Linked DNA regions of Homo sapiens: region 2 is linked to region 1. The links are chromatin loops, found by intact Hi-C in ENCODE. Cell type or tissue: endothelial cell of umbilical vein. All regions are shown on one strand. Links, peaks and the distances in the headings refer to the core of each region. The heading gives the core; the rest is flanking DNA. Region 1 overlaps CPPED1 (calcineurin like phosphoesterase domain containing 1). Region 2 overlaps CPPED1 (calcineurin like phosphoesterase domain containing 1).

The links. Peaks named below come from ENCODE experiments on the same cell type or tissue, not always from the same donor. Only the 100,000 strongest peaks of a DNase experiment are listed, where the experiment ranks them.
Region 2: a loop joins it to region 1, with 2.6 times the contacts of the local background. A loop is called at or near these places in 2 of 110 quality-filtered maps.

Annotation. Positions count from the first base shown.
Region 1 is chr16:12,726,308-12,734,142 of GRCh38, forward strand. All of the region lies in intron 2 of CPPED1 (calcineurin like phosphoesterase domain containing 1), which reads right to left. Among named protein-coding and RNA genes, the nearest start is that of MIR4718, 9.9 kb to the left of the region's middle. In endothelial cell of umbilical vein, for the core only: no CTCF peak of the experiment used is centred there; a DNase peak (open chromatin) is centred at 3,334; H3K27ac peaks cover 2,329 bases.
Region 2 is chr16:12,671,903-12,679,737 of GRCh38, forward strand. All of the region lies in intron 3 of CPPED1 (calcineurin like phosphoesterase domain containing 1), which reads right to left. Among named protein-coding and RNA genes, the nearest start is that of MIR4718, 45 kb to the right of the region's middle. In endothelial cell of umbilical vein, for the core only: no CTCF peak of the experiment used is centred there; DNase peaks (open chromatin) are centred at 2,399 and 4,099; H3K27ac peaks cover 2,348 bases.

The DNA of each region.
Region 1 (7,835 bases), core at 1,376-6,375:
GGGATAACAGGTGTGAGCCACTGCACCCAGCCCTTTTTTTTTTTTTTTTTTTTAATACAGAGTCTCACTCTGTTGCCCAGGCTGGAGTGCAGTGGGGTGATCTCAGCTCACTACAATCTCTACCTCCTGGGTTCAAGCGATTCTCCTACCTCAGCCTCCCAAGTAGCTGAGACCACAGGCACATATCACCACACCCAGCTAATTTTTGAATTTTTAGTAGAGACGGGGTTTCACCCTGTTGGGCAGGCTGGTCTTGAACTCCTGACCTCAAGTGATCTGCCCACCTCGGCCTCTCAAAGTGCTAGGATTACAGGCGTAAGCCACTGCACCAGGCCTACAAAAAATTTAAAAATTAGCCAGGTGTGGTGGGGCATGCCTGTGGTTCCAGCTACTCGGGAGGCTGAGGTGGGAGGATGGCTTGAACGCAGGATGTTGAGGCTGCAGTTAGCTGTGTTGGCACCACTGTACTCCAGCCTGGGTGACAGAGCAAGACCCTGTCTCAAAATAAATAAATAAATAAATAAAATAAAAATAAAGCAGCAATAGTGTACTTTATCTTCAAAGAATAGAGGAAAAAAATGGTGTTAGTGTACGGGGCTAGGTGCCTGGGAGAGGGTGGTGAATGGGATGCTCACCATGCCTGTGAAGCTCAGAATGTGCACATGAGGCTTATGCCAGAGCTGTCAGGGGAAGGACGCTGCCCCTCATTTCTAAGGACCATCCTCACAGCACCTGTCAAGGAACCGTTGACTAAGTGATGATGAAGAGCAAATAACTCTCGCAGGCTTTAGACCATATACAACTGGAGCCCTGCGTTGGCCACATTCAGTTCAGTAGAGTACAACCAAATGTGTGTCCAGTATAGAGGGGTTTTAGACACTGTTGGAATGTCTCCAGTTTAATTATCCAGATAGGCATTCTGGCTGGTGGCAACAGGCATTCTGGCTGGTGGCGACAGGGAAAACAGTAACACTCAATGATCAAATCCCAGAGGTTATCAAGGAGGTCCCTAGAACTGTAGGGGAGAGTCTGGATATCAAAGCCTTTTGTTTCTTTGTTTGTTGAGATACAATCTTGCTCTGCTGCCCAGGCTGGAGTGCAGTGGCATGACCATAATTCACTACAGACTCGACCTCCTGGGATCAAGCCATCCTCCCACCTCAGCCTCTCGAGTAGCTGAGACCACAGGCGTATACCACCACATCTGGCTAATTGTTAAAAGTTTTGTAGAGATGGGGTCTATGTTGCTCAGGTTGGTCTTGAACTCCTGGGCTTGAGTGATCCTCACACTTTGGCCTCCCAAAGTGTAGGGATTACAGGCATGAACCACCATGCCTGACCGAAAGCCATCTGAATTCAAACATTTTAATCTGATGGAGTAATGTTAATTCCTCAAATAATGACAAGGCTATACAACTTCTGAATCCATCATAACCCTGCACTAAAGAACATTACAACACGGACTTATGAACACACAGTTCGTAAATTATCCCCCCTTGCAGCAGCCAGTAGTATTAAAAAGCAAAGACACCAGAATTATAACATACTATTATTCTCCTACAGTCATCTTCACCTTACAAATGTATGGTATGCAAAAATTTGTTCATAAACTGGCTGCCTGGAATGCAACTATGTTTTGTCATAGAGATCACGTTATAACTGATGGTGAGATCTCAGGCTAACTCATACAAACTGAATTAATTCACAATGCAGATGAATACACTAATTCAACTTCATTTACAATCACGCTTCCTTCCCTTGCTGCATGGTTTACTTTCCCAGCGAAATATTTGCAATTTCTGTTATTATTGCTGGATTTTGTGTCTTTTTCCGCTTTTCAAAATTGCTCTTATCAGCAAGTATAAAAACCTAACTGCTATTTATACCCACAGGTGTAATAGCAATGATCATAAGGGAATTCAGTGTAAGAGAGGGGAGAAATGTATTACGTACAGTAATAAGCATATTAAATGCCTTTGATTAGAGGGTCCGTAGAGGTATAATTATGTGATTATCTATACTGAGAAATACTATTTGTTATATTAATAGAAATAAAATATACTGAATTCGTAGATTTAGGATAACATATCCCTGATACATAAAAAAGCAAAAGAGATGAAGAAAGGATTACAGGTTGCTTATAATCTTGAGATCCCCCGAGAAAGATTGAGAGGAGCCAATTACAATTTGGGTGTGACCAAGTGAAGCAAAACATTTCCTGAGCTGCCCAGAAAGTCACTCTACAGAATAAATCATGAATATACTAGCGATCACTCATGAAACTCTTACCACATGGCAGGCACTGAGCACTTTACTTGCATGATTGCAACCTTCCTAGCCTGTTACTCTACAACAAGATGCTACATTCCTGGCTGACCAGGTGGCTGGGGCCTCTCCTTGTGCTAATACTATTTTAATGAGTACAACGACATCAAATGAAGTGAGCTATAACCAGGGAGGAGCAGTGAGGCCTGGCCAGTTCTGTGAGGCAAGAGGGTTCTGTGAGGCGAGAGGCAAGGCCCAGGAGTTCGAGCCCAGCTTGGGCAACATACGGAGACCCTGTCTCTTCAAAAAGTGTTCAAAGAATTGAAGCAGAGGACAAACGGTGAGCTCACTGGGGCGGGACCTGGATAGTAAGTGAATGGGACCCCCTGTCTGTGAGCTTAGGAGCATCTTGGCACTAAGTATACTTGTTCTCTGCTGGTGAGGTCACCATCACTGGAAACATGGGTGTCTGTGAGTCCTCCTTGCAATTTCTGATCTGCCTGTCACCATCTCTGTGCTGGAGGAAGCCCCAGAGGGAGCCCTGGGGTGAGAGGTGTGGAGAGTCCAGCATATATCATTAGTTCTTTGGGAAAACCTGATCTGACATCCAACTCAGGTCTCTAGAAGTTCAGCTGTGCCTCCTAGCCCTGGCATACCCTAACCAAAATAGTGAAGATGGCTCCAAGGGCCAGGGGAATACCTGGGACCCAGGGATATTATTAATATTACAAGGTTAATTTGGGGACATTACAAGGTTTAAGGTTAAGACGTTTTTATTTGCCTGGACTTGAAGAACGTGATCAGCTTAAATGTCCATATAATTGTATACAAAGATTTTTGCAAACTCAAGAAAAAAACATTTAAGAGAAAGCATCCCACAGACTGTACCTTCAGTTTGAACTGTTTATTAATCATTCTATCTAATAAAGATGTGGAATCAGAATCGTGTTGTCATCTTGTTGGCAATGCAGACTGCAGAAAACGACGTCTGGAGTACTGGTGAGAGGCGGAGGCATTAAAATTTTGTTTTTATAAAGCCACTGAGCAGAAATGACTCAGAGGAAACACAAGGGTATTCTGTCTGGGGAGACTGAGAGAGCTAAAAAGCCATCTTAAAGTCATAATAAAGGTTTCCAGTTAAATATAGTAGATTGAAAACACATTCAGCTTTGTTCCTTCCACAAATCCCACTGTAAAGGCAGGAAACTCTCAAGGACAAACAGGAGAGAACAGCCACAGAATTTGGAAACTGGAAAGTACATGGACAAGTAGCAATGGGCTTAGCTGAGTTATTATTGCTTCTTTTGAGATGGGAGTCTCACTCTGTTGCCGAGGCTGGAGTACAGCGGCGTGACCACAGCTCACTGCAACCTCAACCTCCTGGGCTCAAGTTATCCTCCCAGCTCAGCCTCCCAAGGTTCTGGGACTATAGACACATGCCACCATGCCTGGCTGATTTTCAAATTTTGTGTAGAGATGGGGCCTTGCTATGTTGCCCAGGCTGGTTTCAAACTCTTGGCCTGAAGCAATCCTCTTGCCTTAGCCTCCCGAGTTGCTGGGATTACACGTGTGAGCCACCACGGCCAGCTAATTTTTTTTAAAATTTTTTTGGAGAGAAAGGGTCTTCCTATGTTGCCCTGGCTAGTCTTGAACTATGAGCCTCAAGCAATCCTCCCACCTTGGCCTCCCAAAGTGTTCGGATTACAGGTGTAAGCCACTGTGCCAAGCTGCAGCTGACTTAGTTTAAGTTAAATATTCAGCTGGCAGCGAGAAAAGTCAAGAATCAACTGGCTTTGGAAAACTCTCAGGCAGTATTTGCCAAAGACAAACCCACATCTTCCCGATGACCCAGTAATTCCACTCCTTGGAATATACCCAGAGAAATGAGGGTGTTGGTCTATTAAAAGATAGGAACCAGAATGCTCTTGGCAGCTTTATTCACAATAGCCCCCAAGTAGAAATAACCTAGAGATCCATTAGCAGTGGAGTGGGTAAATAATTTGTGATCTGTTCATTAGATGGTATACTACATGGCTATAACACAGAACCAATTGCTGCTACATGTAATAACACAGATGAATCTCAGACATCACATACAGCGAAAGAAGCCAGAAGACACAAGAGTCAATACCGCATGATTTCATTTTTATGAAGCTCAAGAACAAGCAAACCCAACTAGTCCTGGTGACAGAACGTTGACTGACAGAGAAGGCGCACGAGGGAGCCTTCTGGAGTCTGGCAAATGTTCCACATCTCAACTCGAGTGGTGGGGAAAGGATGAGTTCACATGCTCCAGCTCTTTACTTCACATTACCCGCATTTTAGTTCCTGAGAAACCTCAATTTTTAGCTATCCTTGGGTATAGGAATAAAAAGAGAGCTAAAACAGAAAGATGGCTTGAAACTGCATGAAGCTTGACCACTGTCCTTCTCACCCTGGCAGAAGATGGGACTTTTAGTCTTTATAAAGAGTAAACAAAGGTCCCAGCACTTTGGAAGGCCAAGGTGGGAGGATCACTTGAGCCCAGGAGTTCGAGACCAGCCTGGGCAACATATGGAGACCCTGTCTCTTCAAAAAAAAAAATTTTTTTTTTTTTTTTGAGGCAGAGTCTTGCTCTGTCTCCCAGGCTGGAGTGCAGTGGCGCGATCTCGGCTCACTGCAAGCTCCACCCCCCGGGTTCATGCCATTCCCCTGCCTCAGCCTCCCGAGTAGCTGGGACCACAGGCACCCGCCACCACGCCTGGCTGATTTTTTGTATTGTTAGTAGAGACGGGGTTTCACTGCATTAGAAAAATTTTTTTTAATTAAAAAAAAAAAAGAGTAAACAAAGAAGTTCTGAGAGGCAGCAGAGACTGCTGGGGCATGGGTCCCCCGGGGAAAACAAGGGGATAAAGATGAAAGTTTTACCCTGGATTTCAGGATGGAGTCTTTTCCTTCCATTTGGCTCCTAGAACACTTAGAGCGAAAGAAGCCAGGCAGAGCCCTCCAACAGGAGTGGTCTCTGGGGAATCTGAGAGCCAAAAAGAAACAACCAAAAGCCACCGATAATACGGAAATGGGGAGCCTTCATCACGCGATGGTGAAGGCCGTGGGCGAGAAGGCCTCCCTCCCCCGCATTTGTCAGTTTTTCTGTGCTGTACTCTTTTTCATTCTTTTTTTTTTTTAAATTGCACTTTTAAATGGAAGCAGGCAGCCAAGGACCATTAGATGTATGAGCAATGTGTCTAATATGAAAAAAAAGAACAAAACAACCCCAATGGTAAGAAACAGAGGCGATATGGGGAGGAGGAAAAAAAAAACCATTAGCAGGCTGGGTGTGGTGGCTCACGCTTGTAATACTAGCACTTTGGGAGGCCAAGGTGGGTGGATCACCTGAGGTCAGGTGTTGGAGACCAGCCTGGCCAAAAGGGCAAAACCCGGTCTCTACTAAAAATACAAAAAGTAGCTGGGCGTAGTGGCACACGCCTGTAATCCCAGCTACTCAGGAGGCTGGGGCAGTAGAATCGCCTGGGGGGCAGAGGTTGCAGTGAGCCGAAATCGCACTCCAGCCTGGATGACAAACGTGAAACCCGTCAAAAAAAAAAAATCATTAGCATTCTCAGACAGAGAAGATACTGCATTAATCAACCAATTACAGGATGCTATTTTGAAAAGGAATAATGAAAAAAAAAAAAGCTCTTGAAAATTAAAACTATGGTAGCAAAAATGAAAAGCTCGGTAGAAGGCTTAGAAGATAAGGTGAGGAATCATCTCAAAAAGTAGAGTGAGCAAGGAAGTGAAAAAAAAAAAAGGAAATAATATTTGAGGACCAGAACAAGAGGTCCAATATTTGTAGACTATGAGTACCACAGTATAGGGGAGCTCCCCTGCCCACACACAACACACACACACACAAACACACAAACACACACACACACAGATGGAGAGAGAGAGAGAGAGAGAGAGACAGAGAGAGAGGATGAAATAATTCAAAAGGACTTCCGAGAACAAAAGGGCATGAGTTTAAACGGACTCATACCAAAGTCCCTCACAGTATTATTGTAGAACCCTGGATGCAAAGAGAAGATCCTATGTGTTTCTGGTTTCATATAAAAGATCAACAATCAAAATAAAATTGAACTTCTTAAAATCCATACTGAAAGAACAAAGGCAAGGAGACAAAGCCTTCAAAATTCTGAGAGAAAAATAACTCCTCACCTATCATTCTATACCCAGCCAAACTATCAAACTATCACTTTAATGTGAGGGTGGAATGAAGACATTTTTGGTGCAATTTCTTCTCCAGAAGCTACTGGACAATAGGATCCATCTAAAAAGGAGGCAAAGGTAGATCCAACATGAGAGAGAAGCACAGATGGTTCCTAGACTAGACACAGAAATCCTAAGATCACAGCTGTTAGCAGGCCTACAGAGCAAGCAATCAGGAAATAGCTCCAGGAGAAATTTCACCAAAAAGCTGAGATTGGTTATTATTTTAAATTTATTGACGGGAAATTGGTAAGCTCAGACTTTTGGAAGAAGAGTCTGAGGTTGAATTAGCACTCTTCAAAAACTTAAAGCAATTTTAAAACCACAACAAATAAAGCATGCAGGAAAAATAACCATGCCTACAATGTGGCTCTGTTGTGAATGATGTTTAAAATAACATATGTACAGGCAAGATATTATAAATACTAAATGCTGATACGACCCGAATTAGGAATTTTTTTTTTTTTTTTTTGAGACAGAGTCTTGTACTGTCACCCAGGCTGGAATGCAGTGGCACAATCTCGGCTCACTGCAACCTCTGCCTCCCAGATTCGAGAGATTCTCATGCCTCAGTCTCCTGAGTAGTTAGGATTACAGGCGCCCGCCACCACATTCGGCTAATTTTTGTATTTTTAGTAGAGACAGGGTTTCAGCATGTTGGCCAGGCTGGTCTTGAACTTGTGACCTCAGGTGATCCGCCCGCCTTGGCCTCCCAAAGTGCTGGGATTACAGGTGTGAGGCACTGCATGCAGCCAACCAAATTAGGATTTAACGACACTGGAAAGACACGGGGAAGAAATGTGGGAGTGGGATGGAGAGAAGGACAGAGCTAAATCCTCATTCTCCAGGACACAAATTCAATACATAACAGTAAGTAAGATCTAGAAACATCAACACAAGCATGTTGTTTAGAACAATGGAAGTGAATATCCACAAAATTAGCTCAACTCACGAGGGTGGCTGCCTCTAGAAGTGAGCAACAGGCCAATGAGGAGTTGTGCACTGCTGCTTTGTAAAACTTGCTGGGTACAGCTACTTGACTTCTTAATCTGCATGCATTTATAACGTGAATAAAGACAGAAAACAAAATGAAAAAAAAACTAAATCATAACCTCGTTTTTGCTTCCTATAAAACAGCAATTCCATAACCTGTAGAAAGCATTACACAATTAATTGCTTCTAGTTGGCAATAATTACAGGACAATAATTTGTCTTTGTCTCTGTTTTCAAATTACACGTTTTTTTTTTTTTTTTTTTTTTTTTTTTTTGAGACGAGTCATGCTCTGTCACCCAGGCTGGAGTGCAGTGGCACGATCTCGGGT
Region 2 (7,835 bases), core at 1,433-6,432, 54 kb before region 1:
GGACGCCATATATGAAGGGGGTCCCGTAAGATTATAATGCTGTATTTTCACTGTACCTTCCCTAGGTCTAGATATACAAATCCTTACCATTGTGTTATGGTTGCCTGCAGTATCCAGTACAGTACCATGCTGCATGGTTTGCAGTCTAGGAGCCATGGGCTATAGCACACAGCCTAGGTGTGCAGTAGACTACACCATCTAGGTTTGTGTAAGGACACTGTGATGTCTGCAACACTACAAAATTGTGTAACAATGCATGACTGCAATTCCATTGACTTCTTATTAGAATTTGAACAGAAAGAACTCATGTTAAGGGGGCAATCTAGCAATACTGTCGCACATTTTACTGTACATTCCCTTGGCCCAAAAAAACCATTTTGGTAGACAGTTATCCTTCAGAAATCCCCAGGGAAAAGCCCAAAGATGTATCCGGGCTGTACCTGTGGACATTAATATATGGTTCAATGTGCATCACAGTACCGTTAGTAATGTTTATTTATGGAAGACCTGTTAAATGACATTATGCGCATTTTTTAAAAAGAGGTAATTTACATGTACTGGCACCAAAAGGTGCCAAATACCATTAATATGTATAGCACACTGCTGCAAAAACATCGTGTGATCCTGTGTAAAATAACGTATGCCTTAGAAGGTTTGTGTGCATATACAGGCTCGTGTGCCTATTTGTGTATATGTATACCTCAGAGGGTATGTGTGCATAGACATTAAACTGCTTATAGTGGTGGCTCCAGGTGAGGGGTGTGGGGTGGGATTAGTGAGAGGCACATCATTCTCTCTTATTACAGTAGTGTAATGCTTCCAATGATCACGAATTAATCGGGTGATTGGGAATGAAATCCCAGCACTTTTGGAGGCCGAGGTGGGCAGATCAGTTGAGGTCAGGAGTTCGAGAACAGCCTGGCCAAGATGGCAAAACCCCATCTCTACTAAAAATACAAAAACTAGCCAGGCGTGGTGGCAGGCGCCTGTAATCCTAGCTACTTGGGAGGCTGAGGCATAAGAATCGCTTGAACTCGGGAGGCGGAGGTTGCAGTGAGCTGAGATTGTGCCACTGCACTCCAGCCTGGGTGAGAGCAAGACCCTGTCTCAAAAGAAAAGAAAAAAGAAAAGAGAAAAAAAAAGAAAAAGAAACATTAGGGCAACATGAACAGGGCAGGGTGGCGTGACAGATGCAGCCACTGCCACTCCAGGGCACAAACTGTGCAGTTCTCAGGTTGCAGCTGGGACTGCTGGGTTGGGCGCCTGATGGGTCCTTGCCATAAATAGACAACTGAAAGGCTCCAATCGTACAGACTGCAGGGGCGGTGGAAATGACTGCCTCCTCTGTGGCTCTCCTGGGGTTTCACAGCCAGTCTGTAGCTCAAATGGGACCGCGTAAGATCAGCCCTGCCTGGGGGAACGCTGAACGGCTGGACAGAAAGCACTTAGCATTATTATTTCTTTGCATGCTAAATTATGTTTATGAGATTTGGCTCTTCATGCCTAACTCATAGTTGCAAACTGTACTATTCTGGAAAGAATGTCTGGCAATTTTGAAAGAAGCTTGCATTAGCCATAATTAGCTGTAAAAACTCATTTATGTTTAAGTTTCACACCATATTGAGTGGCATTAACAGAGAGGGGAGCATTTAATGGTGATTGTTCAAGTGCCCAGAGGACCTCTCAGAGCGGGTCTCCCCAGACCCGTGGACAGCTGTTCCTCTCTGTAATATGCATGTCCTCTCCATCTGCCCCTCAGGGCTCACCAATTATTGTTAACGTCCGAAGTCACAGAAAATGTGACCAAACGAGGATTCTTAAGAGTAGCAAAGATGCTGCAAGAGGACTAGCAATAAAGATGAGGCCGGGTGCGGTGGCTCCCACTTGTAATCCCAGCATTTTGGGAGGCCGAGGTTAGAGGATCGCTTGGGGCCAGGAGTTGGAGACCAGCCTCGGCAACATCATAAGACCCTGTCTCTACAAAAAAATTTATCAAATCAGCCAGGCATGGAGGTGCATGCCTGTAGTTCCAGCTACTCGGGAGGCTGAGAAGGGAGGATTGCTTGAGCTCAGGAGTTGGAGGTTGCAGTGGGCTATGGTTGCACCACTGCACTCCAGCTTGGGCAACAGAGCAAGACCCTGTCTCAAAATAATAATAATAAAAAATAACGATGAGAGAAACTACTAGTGAGCAAAGCAGTTGTGTTCAAAACCTTCTCCTTCTGGTAAAAGAGAGTCCTCCCCCAATTCCAATGAGGAACTTGGCCTTCTGAGGTCCTGCATGAAAAAAATGAAGCAATGACTATGTGATGAGTTTACAAAGAGACGGTCAGGCAGGGGACGAAAGTCTGTCTCAGAAGCAGGAAGATGTGACTAACTCCGTCCTCCTGGGTTCTGATGCTGAGTTCAAGGCTCTGGCATGTTCCTGGCTGGCTCAAGGAGTCTGAAACGAGGAATGAGATGTTGAGCTGGAAAATGGGGGAAACACTTCTTGGGTTGGAGCCAGGTCCAGAAGAAGCCTGGTGAGTTTCCAGACGTGGGGGTTTCTGAGTCTATTTCTCAGCTCCAGGGAGGCCCGGAAGTTCTGAACCCGAAATATTTCTCCTAGTTCCACCTCCAGTAAGGGCAACCGCTCCAGGTGGAGTGAAAGGAGGCGGGGCCTGGAAGGGGGTGGCACAGTGGCGGGGCACTCTGTATCCTTCATCCTGTTTTACTGAATCCTCCCAATGCACCTCTGTCCTAGGGACTCACATCGTCTCCATTTTACAGATGAGAAAACTGAGGCCCAGAGAAGTTAAGAAACAAACACAAAGCCACACAGCTAGACAACAGGGCATCCAGGATCAGAACTCAGGGTACTCAGACATCAGAGCCCATTCTGCTTTGGGACCTTGGACCCATTACTGACCTCTGTGAGTTGGCATTTCCTCTTTTGTACCATGAATTAAAATGACAGCCCATATCATGGGTGGCAGAGGTCTGGGGGGGAGCATGGGTGTCAGTACCAAGCTCCTCATCGCCCCACCCAGGAGGCTTTCTCCAGGGCAGGGCCAGCTTCTCACTGCTGGAGGGGGGCACACAGCATGGCAGTCCAGCTCTGCAACACGCAGCCTCTCTCCGAGTTATAATCCTGTCCCTTTCATGCCGACAGGCCACAAGGACCTATAAGAAGTTTTACCCATCTCAGCTTTCTATTAGCTTTTGATAGGGAAGCACTGATTCACAACTCGATGGAGGTAAGGAATGTATTAATAAATCTTGGTTTCCCTGACGGGGTATTGATTTTAGTGATGTTTTCAAGAGCTGGGCAGAATTTCCACTCAGCCTGGGCATCAGTCATCTGTGGCTGACATGCCTCTATGGTTCCTTAATTGAGTATTATGTATAGATTGTTTTTGAATTATGAACTGCTGTAAGGAGATGACAGGCATCTTTTTAAATTACTGCCAGAAGAATTTCCAGCAAAGGCAGCCACTGCATCAACAGAGGATGATTTCTGTGGCATTAGCTTCATATGTTTTTTTTCTCCACGGTATCAAGTCATGAAGACGCTATAAAAGCTATTTTTAAGCTATCTTGATTCAAGTTCATTTCAAATCAATCAGAGGATTGGGACACAGTCACTGTATAATGTAATATTCTAACATTGGAAACCTGCTTCAAATCAATCAGGAAATTGAGATGCAACCCAGTACAATTCTGATACTAAACACTGGCCTTCTTTAATGCCTTGGTGTTGGGGCTTAGACCTGGAAAGTGTAAACACATTCCAACTGGACAGCCTTTACTTTTATCCTGCATGAGACTATATTTGTGAAAATGTGATCCAGCTTTACGTTGCCAGCTATAACAGTGAAAACTGCATTGCAAACCATCACTCACACTGAATTTATTCTGCCTCAGTGGTAGGGAAAAATGTGACACAAATAAAAAAGAGGGAGAGAAATGGAAAGTTAAAAAAGGTTGGGTGTGAATGTACAGAAAGTAGGTATAAATAATCCCTCCTGCCGGTAAAGAATTTCCTTAGCAGGCTTTGAGATAAGAGATTCTGGCCAGGGGGCAAAGGGGAAGCGACAGATGTTTCTTAAGTGGGTTTGGGAGGTGCAGATTGAATATGAAGTCATGGTTAAGCCCCACCTGACTCATTCAGGAAGAGGTTCTTCACTTTTCGTCGTCAATTGGGGAATTCTAGATTCCAGCATATTTGCTCACTCTCATCAGAATTTCCCTGGTATATATCTTCCCCAGTGACCCAATGCCTGTGGCCCAGGACTGCCAGGGGACATGGTGGAAGGGATCCGGGTAAGGTGGGAGGCTGCTTCTTCAGTTAGCTTGAGACAATAAACATCTGTTGAGCTCCCTCTTGGTGCCAGGTATTAAGGAGTGTGGTGGGATCAACCATTCCCAGCAATCAACAACTCAAGGTCTATAGCCAGGCAGTCAGAGAAAGAGCTACTCATAACAAAATGCAGAAATCGACATCACTCAGCAGCGTTTTATTCGCTGGACATCTACGACCTGCATTTTGCACCTGCATCATCTCACTCAAGCCTAATGAGGACGCTGACCAGGAAGATATCATCCCCTTTTGCAGATGAGGGAATGAGGCGAGGACAGGTTAAGTGACTTGCCTGGATTCACATAGCTAAGATGTATACTTGGATAAGGCCAATTCAGAAGCACAGGCTCTGTCCACCATCTGAGAGGTGCAAAGTGCCAAAGATCACCGTGCCATAGGCCCTGTAAGAAGGCTTCCTGGAGGGGGTGGCTCTGACCTAAACACATCCTTAATTTCTCCTAGTTCTCTGCTCATGTCTGACCTGAGGCCTGAGGGGGCATCATATTATGGTGGTAATAATAATAATGATGATAATAATATTTATGGAGTGTTCATTATCTGTCTAGACATTGTTCTAGGCACTTCACTTGTTTTTAGCTCATTTAATTCCCACAATTCCTCCATGAAGGAGGCATGGTTATTACCTGTGATTTTATTATACGATTTAGAGATGTTCAGTAGTTTGCCTAACTCAGCCTGTAAGTGTTGAAGCAGGATCTGAACCCAGGAGTCTGTCCCCAGAGTCAGCACTAAAACACCTGCCAAGTAGAGGTAAAGACACATCAGGTGAGGGGAATATCACGAGCGAGTGAAGAGAGTCAAGTGTGTCTAGGAAGCAGCAGGCACCAAACGTAAAGGCTCCTGCAGACTGGCACCTGCTGGGCATCCGAATTTCCTCTTCAGCATTTTTAATCCTTCTGACACCCAACATCAAGAAACTCCTGCACATTTCCCAGAGGACACGACTGAAGGTCAGCTGGTGGGTGGTACCAGAATTCCAGTTCAGATTCTGGCTTGGCTAGAGGATAGGCGAGGGCGGGGAAAGGCGGGGCCAGAGGGCTGCATGGGGCTATAGACTGGCTGAAATGGAATGACTTACAAAAAATTCCAAGGTTGGCTGGGCGCGGTGGCTTATGCCTGTAATCCCAGCACTTTGGGAGGCCGAGGCGTGCAGATCACTTGAGGCTAGGAGTTTGAGACCAGCCTGGCCAACATGGCAAAACCCTGTCTCTACTAAAAATACAGAAATGTGGATGTGGATGTGGTGGTGGGCGTCAGTAATCCCAGCTACTTGGGAGGCTGAGGCACGAGAATCACTTGAACCTGGGAGGCAGAGGCTGCAGTGAGCTGAGCTCGTGCCACTGCACTCCAGTTTGGTGGCAGAGCGAGACTCTGTCTCAAAAAAAGAAAAAAGGAAGTGCCACGGTCGTGTATGTGTCTTCCTTCTTGTGGTAAGCATCAAAGCATCCCATCACTTCCGGCTTCAGCCTTTCATTGATTCAAACCCTCTCATCCCCAAATCCTGTTAACTAGCATGGCATCTTAAAGACATTTTCATGGAACTTCTTTTGAGGATCACTTGGAACTTAATTGACCTGGGTCAGCAAACATTTTCCAGAAAGGTCTGGACAGTAAATATTTTCGCCTTTGTGGGCCATGTGGTCTCTGTCACGACTACTCAACTCCGCCTTCCTTTGTAGCGTGAAAACAGCCATAGAAAGTATATAAGCTTGTGGGCATGGCTGTGATCCAATAAAACTTTATTTACAAAAATAGGAGGAAGGCCACCCTCACTAATAAAGCATACCATTAAAAAGAATACACTTGGGTAAAGTTCAGCCAAGAGTTCTTGATTCTTCAAAAGTCTGAAAGTTTCTGTGCTTCTCAAAAATAAAAATCAAAAAACAGTGACAACAAAGGAAAGAGTAATTTGTAGTTTCATTTATAAAACCATGAATGCCATTTCAAATAAGGGAGGCAAGTGAATTGTGTTAGTGAACACAAAAAAGGTCAACTATTCTATAAGTAAGAGCATCTGTCCTGACGGTCAGAAAGAGACTTCTATATCTACTTTAAAAGTGTCCACATCCTTCCATCTAAAAAAGTAACTCAGATCTAATTCAACTGTTTTGGCCATTATAGGTACCTTGCATTTCCACGGAAATTTTACAATCAGTATGCTGATTTCTACAAATAATAAAACTGCTATAATTTTGATTGGGATTTTGTTGAATCTGTCGCTCAATCGGGGGGGAAATGCCGTATTAACATTGGCCCTGCAATCCATGAACATGGTCTACTTTTCCATTTACTCAGGTCTTTTAAAATTACTTTCAGCAATGTTTTGTAAAGGTAGAGGTCTTGGACATCCTTTGCTATTCCTAGGTATTTCATGTTTTATGGTGCTATTGTAAATTGAATTATTTTTGTAATTTCACTTAACAATTGCTTGCTGATAGTATATAAAAATACAATTATTTTTGTCTATTAACCTTGTATCCTGAGACCTTGCTAAATTCATTTATTCATTCTAGTAATTATTTTGTAGATTCCTGGGATTTTCTAAGTTAAAAAAAATCGTATCATCTGCAAATAGGCCATTTTACTTCCTATCTTTATGTTTCTTATTTCTTTCTCTTGCTTTTTGCAATAGTTAGGATCTCCAATACAATGTTAAAAAGTATTGGTGAAAATACTCTTTTTCTTGTTGGTTATAAATTTAGTTTTCATATTCCTATTTTTTAGACTTTTGATATGACTGCTAAATTATTCTTCAGAAAAACATAATCAATTTAAATACCCAACAAGGATTTGAGAGTTTGATCAGTGAAAGCTCATTCTTTGGTGATCTCACAAAAGCCTTGCAAAGATTAAAAGGGAAACTCCTCAGGAGGACCTAAAGTAAATATTTGTTTATCCAGAACTTCTGAGTAACTGCTATCCTCCCCATTCGTTTTTCATGCTGGATAATCCCTTTCATCTTCCTCTGAACAAAGCAGGTTCACGGACTTACTATGGTTGGACGTGTGTGTAAAGAGTAGGTGGATATTCTTTTTACTATTCCTTTTCTTGCATCTTTTCTGTAAGCTTGAAAATATTTCCAAATAAAATGTAAAACAAAAACAAAAACAAAAACAATGCATACTTGTTAAATTAAACCCAAATGTTGTAAAAATACAGAATATCAAACAAAAGAAAGTGGGAGGAGGGAAATTTCTTGAAATCCCTATTCCTGTTTTAGGAGTTTAGTGTGTATTTTCCAGATAATTTAAATGTGTATACTACTATATATGTTAGATATAGATCTAAAGAAACATATATACATACACAAAATTTCACAAAAATGGAATAGGCTACATACAGATTTGCAACTTGCTTTTATATATTCGACAATGTATCTTTTACTTATTCCATTCAGGATATGCTGCCCTATTTTAGAGCTACTCACTAACATCCTGAAAACTGTATTTCTGATGTTGGGGCTCAGAAATGGTAC